Regions from separate parts of the Mus musculus genome. Here region 2 is linked to region 1. A link is a contact called in ENCODE POLR2A ChIA-PET data. All regions are on one chromosome and are shown on one strand. The core of a region is the stretch at or near the end of the contact, and the rest is flanking DNA. Distances in the headings are between cores, read along the strand shown.

Region 1 (3,658 bases), core at 402-2,901:
TCAGTCTCGCTGGCTTTATATGCTAAGTTCCACCTGCCCAACCTATACAACCCCATGGTTCTGAATGCTACAGAGGGGAACTGTTCTCCCTTACTGGATATGCATCCACATAAACTTCACATGAGCGTTTGTCTAGTGTGTATCCTAAGATTTTTCTAAATTCTCTTCCTAGTCCCTCTGTGCTAGGAGTTGAATCCAGGGCCACAGGCATGCTACATTCACACTTGCCTCTGAGCTATACTCCCAACCCTGCCTCCTAGGAATAGGAAGCCAATAAAATACAAAACAAGACCAGGAGACCTTTCTGGGTCAAGTAGCACAGGCTGGCCTTGAACACCTGGATCTTTCTCTCTCCTCTTCTCAAGCACTGAGTACTTAGTGTTCAGAACTTTCAATAAATATTTTAATAACCATGGAGTGCCTGAGCACTTGACAAAGCAGCCCATTACCAAAGAATAATAACTTTTGTTTATCATTTGGGTGTGGTGGTTTGTTCTTTGCAAAGCATGTACAAAAAACATGGCTCACCTCAGTAATTCCAACACTCCAGGGGCTAAGGTTAGAGAATCGCTGTGAGGCAGCCAATCCAAACTACATAGTAAGACCCAAATATTGGATTGGAAACTAGAGAAAATCCTTTATAGGAAGAGGGAGACAGCAGAATTCCTGGAGGAAATCTGTGACAAGAGGTGCACGCTAAGAAAGAAAGCAATTGAAGAATTCTCGGTCTGTACTTTTTTTTCTTTTTCTCCCCCCCCTCACCCCCCACACATTCCCACTGGGAGGCCAGCTGTACAAGCATCTGTGTTGAGAACTGGATATAAGTCCATGACTGCTCTTGTTCACATTATGAACTTACTAAAGTTTCACGTTATTACTGGACCTTGAAAAGTCCAGTTCCCACTTCCTCCCTAGTCACATATCCCTCAGTTTTTGACATCAGCACTCTGCCAAACTCAGGGGCGCCAACTTGCAAGTGGGAGCCCCAGTCTGTAGTGGCAGCCCGGACTCCTGCGCCACACCGCCCCCTCGTGGTCACCCCATGTGGCCTTGGCTTCCCGGAGTCCAGCTCCCCAGCCCCAGGTCTTCCACCCACCCCCTTCACCTCCCAGTCCCCTCCCCTTCCTCCCGACAGCATCCCCTTCCTCTTGGTCCCTCTCCCCCCCGCCGCCACCCCCGCTCCGGCAGTGTGCAGGCCGGCGCCCACAGGTCCTGGCCGGGCTGGGCCGGCCACTTATCACTGCCCCTTGCATCGCAGTTCGGAAGCTCCGGAACCCTGCGTGTCCTTTCCCCCTCACCTATTCCGGAGCGCTGCCGGCTTCGCTCTCACTGGGCCCGCCAGTTTGGTCCCGTTTCTTTCTCTAGTTAAGACTCCTTGCCAGCGGCCTCACTTTTCGGCCTTTTCACATATGCATATTTGGGGGGGCCCTTACCCCCCCTCACGGAGAAATGGAGGCAATAAAATGGCGGACCCGGAAGTGAAGGCGCTGTGACTATACGTCCTGGCGGAGGAATCTGAAGGAAATGGGTTAGCGGAGCCACTTTGCCCTTCTCTCAGGACCTCAACGCACCTCTGAGTCCGACTCCTTCCTACTGAGGACCTCGTGAGCTGGAAAAACGTATACCGCGGGCATCCTGAGCGGGACTACTTAGCGAGGCGCAGGATCACCGATTACGTGGCTTACGTGAGGGATAGTTCCGGCAGGGGACGGACGCAGATGGTAGTTTTGGCGCCAACCAGTGCAGCGCTCGGAGGAACTGGTTACTGGTGCGTGTTGGCGTCCGCACTCTACCTTCCTGCTGGTTCAACGCCGGGCTAACTTGAGGGTTGGGGGAGAATCTTGCTTCCGCTATTCGGGACCTTCTGGTTATGCACTCCTGTCTGACCGGACACTTTCCCAGTGTCCTGAATATAGGTCAGGAAAGAACCCCTGAACTTTTGGGGGGAAGACTAGAATAGGATGGGACATGAAATTGCATGTCTTTCATTTACCAGTCTATCTTGGTTTCTGTTCACCATTTTAACTGATATAAGGACCGAGAGAAAGCTCGGAGAAAACCTTTCAAAAATCAATAACAGGACGCTGGAGCAATGCCTTAGGAGACCCCAGTTCAATTCCCAGCACCCACATTGCAGCTTACAACTGCCTTTAACTCCAAGATCTGACACCCTCACACAAGCAAGCATACATTTAGGCAAAACACCAATGCACACTAAAAATTAAAATCAGTAATAATAACAAACACGCCTTTGATCACAGCAGGAGGCACAGGTCTCCTAATTTAATACCAAAGTGCTAGGCCCACCCTAGCAGAGTCCAGCAGAGTCAGGTGGATTTCTCTGAGTTCAAGGCCCGCCTCCGAAGAAAACCACACAAATTTAAAAGTTAATAATGGGCTGGGGGGCGTGGCTAATCTCTGAGCACTGGCTGCTTACAGGGGAACCCTAGCAGGGCCTTGTAGATGCTTGGCAAGCCCTTCTACCATTGAGCTATGTCCAAATCCTAAATTGTTCTTCAAAGTCAAATATTAGACAGACAGAAGGAAGCGCTGGAGAGATGACTCAGTGGTTAAGAGCACTGACTGCTCTTCCAGAGGTCCTGAGTTCAATCCCCACCAACCACATGTTGGCTCACTTGTAATGGGACCCAATGCCCTCTTCTGGTGTGTCTGAAGAGTGCAACAGTGTACTCATATATAGTATAGTAAATCTTTTTAAAATAAAAAGAAAAGCTTCACTTAAAAAAAAAAAGAAAGAAAAAAAGATAAAAGGGAAAGCTGGATTCGGAAGTGTGAGTAAAATCTGTAGTACTTCATTGGAATGGAAAAAACTAAGCCCCAGACTTAGGATTTAACGTCTTTATTCCATAAATGAATAAACAGCTCCGCAATTCATCTGCAATAGCTTTGGAAGGAATGGGGACGGGTAGGGTCTGAACATAACTGCTTACTTCACGGTCTTATGGCGGCCAAAGAACTGTGTCAGGAATCACTGATTCCTATCACATACTGCAACTACAGAAAGGCAAAGCTAAAATACTTAGGACCAAAACATCTGCCTGTTCCATGACAAAATCACAATTTTATATAAATTCCCCTAATAATACTCTGGTGTTTCTTTAGATCAGATACATCTTTTGTCTTTTAGGAATTATCCTCATAGTGAAGTTTCCCTGTGAAGACTCAAATCTGATTTTCTGAGCATTTCTACCCACAGCTGGAAGCAGAGCTGGATATTAAAGGAGCTACCTCTGAAACGGTGCGATGTTTTTCCTCATCCCACTCCTTTGTTTCCCACCTTTAACTGCCTGCGTGTTTCTGGGGAAGAGAATGCATTGTAAGCAGCAGCAGCATTTCTTATCTTAGCCTTTTAGAAATCCTGTTTTGTAGAAAGTGTCTCAAAACTTCCAGGTTCTCATTACTTCTTGAAGCAGTATTTGCTTACTGGCCTGGTAGAGGACATTAGGGAGGCTCAAGTAATCTTTGAAGTTGATTAAAATGTAACAAACAAACAAAATAATTGGTCTCCCATTTTGCACAACTGTACCTCTCTGTGGTGCCTCAAATAAGGGTGATTCTTTTCTGGGATTAGTTAATATTCTCCGGGCTGACGGGAGGAAATCCTATGATCTAGTACTCCATTGATTAAACCCTTGAC
Region 2 (3,658 bases), core at 516-3,015, 110 kb before region 1:
ACAGTTACTGAGGAACACCCAACATTCCTCTGGAGCAGCTTCTGATTCACCCCCATACACATTTCCCCTCCCACAGACAATCTGCTGTGGCTTTTCTTTGCGGGCCTTTCCAGCCCTCAATCCCTACTAATCTCTAACTACTCTGACCTCTCCATATTGCCCAGTTCCTTACGATTTCTTCATACATCATCCTAGGCATTCCTCCAGTCCCTATCCTATTATGCAACATCCTCCCATAGCTCTCAAGTCGCACACACCCCTCCCCATCTTTATGAAGCCTAACCACAGGCCTAACCCCGACTCTTCTACAAGTCAAGGCTTCATTTCATTTACCCTCCTTCTTTTAGGGTGTTTTGACCTTGACCTCCCTCCTCATCCTTTAGATGTTTCCAATGTTTCCCTCTGTGCTGACTATAGTAAGCTCCCATGATCCCAGCACTAAGGCCAGTCAGGAAGGCATAAGAAGTGCCTGTATCAAAATACAAAACAACACAACTCCTCATTCCTTTCCACAGTTGTACAACCTAAAGATAGGAATCCCCTAAAGAGTTAATGTGAGAAAGTAAGCATGTGGCTGGCTGCTGCTGACAAGAGATGAGAGGAGGAATGACGCACTGGGAGGGGGGCGGGCGGGGGGTGGGGGAGGGAGTCTGAGCGGAAAGCCACTCCAGGAACTTACTCCCAATAAAATCCACAATTCCCATGACTCTCCATTACTTTTAAGTTCCATAATCCCCTCAACATTTTGATCTATTAATTTCACAATCACTTTGGTATCTACCTTACACCTTTATCTACCAATACTCCGTTTACGTTATTTTGTCTTATTAAGCCCAGATCCTGATGCATGCTAGACGAGATCTCCACTACTAAGCTGTATCCTCAGTCTCCACTGATTCGTTTCTCCACTCCTGTTGTCGTTTCTCTCTTAACCCCCAACCTTCAGTCTCCATCCTTCCTCCTCAAAGTTCTCAACGCAGTCGCCTCTGAGACACTGTGTGAGTTTTCGTCAGCTTCCCTTTTTCTCAGCGACATCCATCCTTTCCCCCAGACTCCTCTAGTAATAGAATTGTCTACTTCAAAGTCCGGTCCTGTCCTCCCTTAGGGGCAACCCCTCGGACATCCTCAACCACAGGTCCCCTCCCAGGACTCGGTCTTGTTCCCATCTCACAGTCCTCCTCAGTCGGCTGCCCGCGTCCCACCCGACTCACCTGCGGTACCAGCAGGGGCCCCGGCATCAAGGGATGAAAACCCGGCCGCCGCTGGCCCTGAGGAGGCGGACGCCATCTTGGCAGCCCCCTCCCCCTCAGCGGCTTCGCTCCCTTTCAATCCGGCTTTTCCTTTTCTCGGAATCGAATCTTCCCCACGTCTCTTCACAGAACCCGCGTTCGGCGGGCTTCTCACAGGCGTTGTTCAGGCTCCAGGACAAGCTCAGGACCGCACCACTTGCCCGGCATGGGGGAGAGCTGCAGTCTCGCACCTTCCTAGCAACTTGAACTGCTCTCCGCCAAAGCTACCTTCTCTTACCAGACAGGAACACTTGAGCCGGGCCCCGGGAGTCCCGCGTCTCGGATAGAACAAACCTAAAGGAAAACCTAGGCACCTGAGGTGCCCCCAAAAGCGAATGCCCCCCCTCCCTCACCTCCCCAGCCACTGCCTGTTTATCCCCAACTCCACCGCTCGGCTCAGGGTGGGCGGCCAAGGAAACCCCGGTATTGCGCATGCGCCACAGCTTCTCGGCGTTCGTCTATCTAGCCGGAGAAAAGAGAAGCCAATCAGAGGGGACTTCGGATCACGTGACAGATGATGCCACACCCCAAGGAATCCACCGACCGTAGACCGTGAGTCTACGGTGGCTCAGTAGGCCAATATAGGTTCGTATCTTTGATCGGGTTGCTAAGAACTCTTGTTAAGAATCAGCTGGACCGAGATGGACTGAGCTCCTCAAATGACAGTCCTGGAAAGAATTCGGAACGCAGCTCTGTGTCAAGTCCGAAATGTTAAGCTCTTGTGCACTACAAAACATCACAACCATCAAGAATTCTTCCAGCCTTTACTGTTTAAGGTGTCGGCTTGTGGGATCTTCCTTCTAAAGACATAAAAATAGATGTTTTGTTTACTTCAAACAGTGCTAGACACAGCGACAGAGTTCATTAAATGTAAATATTTGATAAATAAGGCAATGAGGATTTGTCAACAATATAAGAAGAAAAGTAAGAAAAATACATAAAAACAAAGTTTAAAAGACCTGATAAAAAAAAGACTACAGACTATCAAATAACCTCCCCCTATCCAAAGTCCTCCTTAGCATTCAGTTGCTAATTATCTATACTCCAAAGGGCATAGAAATACAGAGGGATTCTACTCTAGCCTAGTTGTCATATGAACTCTGCCCAGTTTTTTTTTTTTTTTTTTAAAGATTTATTTATTGATTATATGTAAGTACACTGTAGCTGTCTTCAGACACTCCAGAAGAGGGCATCAGATTTCATTAGGGATGGTTGTGAGCCACCATGTGGTTGCTGGGATTTGAACTCTGGATCTTCGGAAGAGCAGTCGGGTGCTCTTACCCACTGAGCCATCTCACCAGCCCTCTGCCCAGTTTTTACAAAGAACCCTAGCAGCTGTGAATATTATGGGAAGCCTAGGGAAGGCCTTTTTGAACAAGCGCTTCTGAAAAGCAAAGACTGTGTGCTAAAGTTCTATGTCCACCTCCTGTCACATTTTTGTACAAGGTAATCACTCAATAATTATTTGTGAAATGAATAAATAAAAGGCATGGGAAAAAACCTCCAGCTTATTGGTTCTAAAGTGGCCTGGACACCTATCCAGATGTTCCTCCAAAGGGAACCCAGGGCCAGAGTATCCATCAAATATCTCCCATTCCTTAACCTCAGATTTCTTCCTCTGCCTTCAAGACCTAAAATATTTGTTTCCTTACTGCCATCTGCTGGATTCTTTGTGCTCCCTTGGGTACTAAAGATTGACAAACTTCATTTGATAGAATTAGCATCACTAATTCAACAGCATTTTGACTCGGTAGCACTGAAGTATTGTATGTTGTACTGTACCTGAAACCTTCGCCCTGCTGTTACTGGTGTCAGACAGTGCTATTCACTCACAGGTGAAGTTGTGTCTCACAGATACTTAGTAAATACTGTTGAATAAATTGTCTATATTTCCAGAAAAGGCATTCAGTCACCTGGGAACTGTTAAGACCACTCATCAGATAAAGGCACCAAACTATGCCTAGGTCCATGAGATGGGATAAGAGAATTGATCCATTCAAGTTTTCCTCTGCCCTCCTCTTGCACAAGTTAACAAACACTTGAGTTAAGTGTAAACTCAGTTGATTCTATTTCCTAAGGTGCTCTAAAAATCAATTGAGGTAGAGATTAAAGCTATTTCAGACTCTGAAATTGTAAGTAGGCAAAAAGGACCTAAATGCATAAGGCAGTTAAAAACAGAATTATCTCCCTATAGTTTGTATTTCAGTTCTGAAAGAAAAATTAAAAAAAAAAAACATCTTAAGCTTCCTAGGGGCCTTTGTCTCTACATCGCCCAGGAAATGGCCACTGTCACAGCCCCACCTTGTGTTATCCGCTTATGTGTGTAACTCCCTCATAAGATGATACTTTTTAGAGCAAAGATGATGGCT

The links. ChIA-PET counts read pairs that join two places held with the same protein, here RNA polymerase II (POLR2A).
Region 2: POLR2A ChIA-PET joins it to region 1 with 13 read pairs in Patski. The contact joins the promoter of Pip5k1a here to the promoter of Gabpb2 in region 1. POLR2A ChIA-PET finds 5 or more read pairs at or near these places in 4 of 5 experiments (Patski and embryonic stem cell).

What each region holds. Positions count from the first base shown.
Region 1 is chr3:95,216,291-95,219,948 of GRCm38, forward strand. Gabpb2 (GA repeat binding protein, beta 2) reads right to left here and starts at 1,652. Exons shown (of 10, transcript NM_029885.1): 1 at 1,299-1,652. Mllt11 (myeloid/lymphoid or mixed-lineage leukemia; translocated to, 11) reads right to left here. Exons shown (of 2, transcript NM_019914.4): 2 at 2,254-3,658. It overlaps Gm16740 (predicted gene, 16740), which reads left to right and starts at 1,167. Exons shown (of 4, transcript NR_108026.1): 1 at 1,167-1,768; 2 at 3,149-3,259.
Region 2 is chr3:95,105,165-95,108,822 of GRCm38, forward strand. It overlaps Pip5k1a (phosphatidylinositol-4-phosphate 5-kinase, type 1 alpha), which reads right to left and starts at 1,766. Exons shown (of 15, transcript NM_008847.3): 1 at 1,212-1,766. The coding sequence starts at 1,287.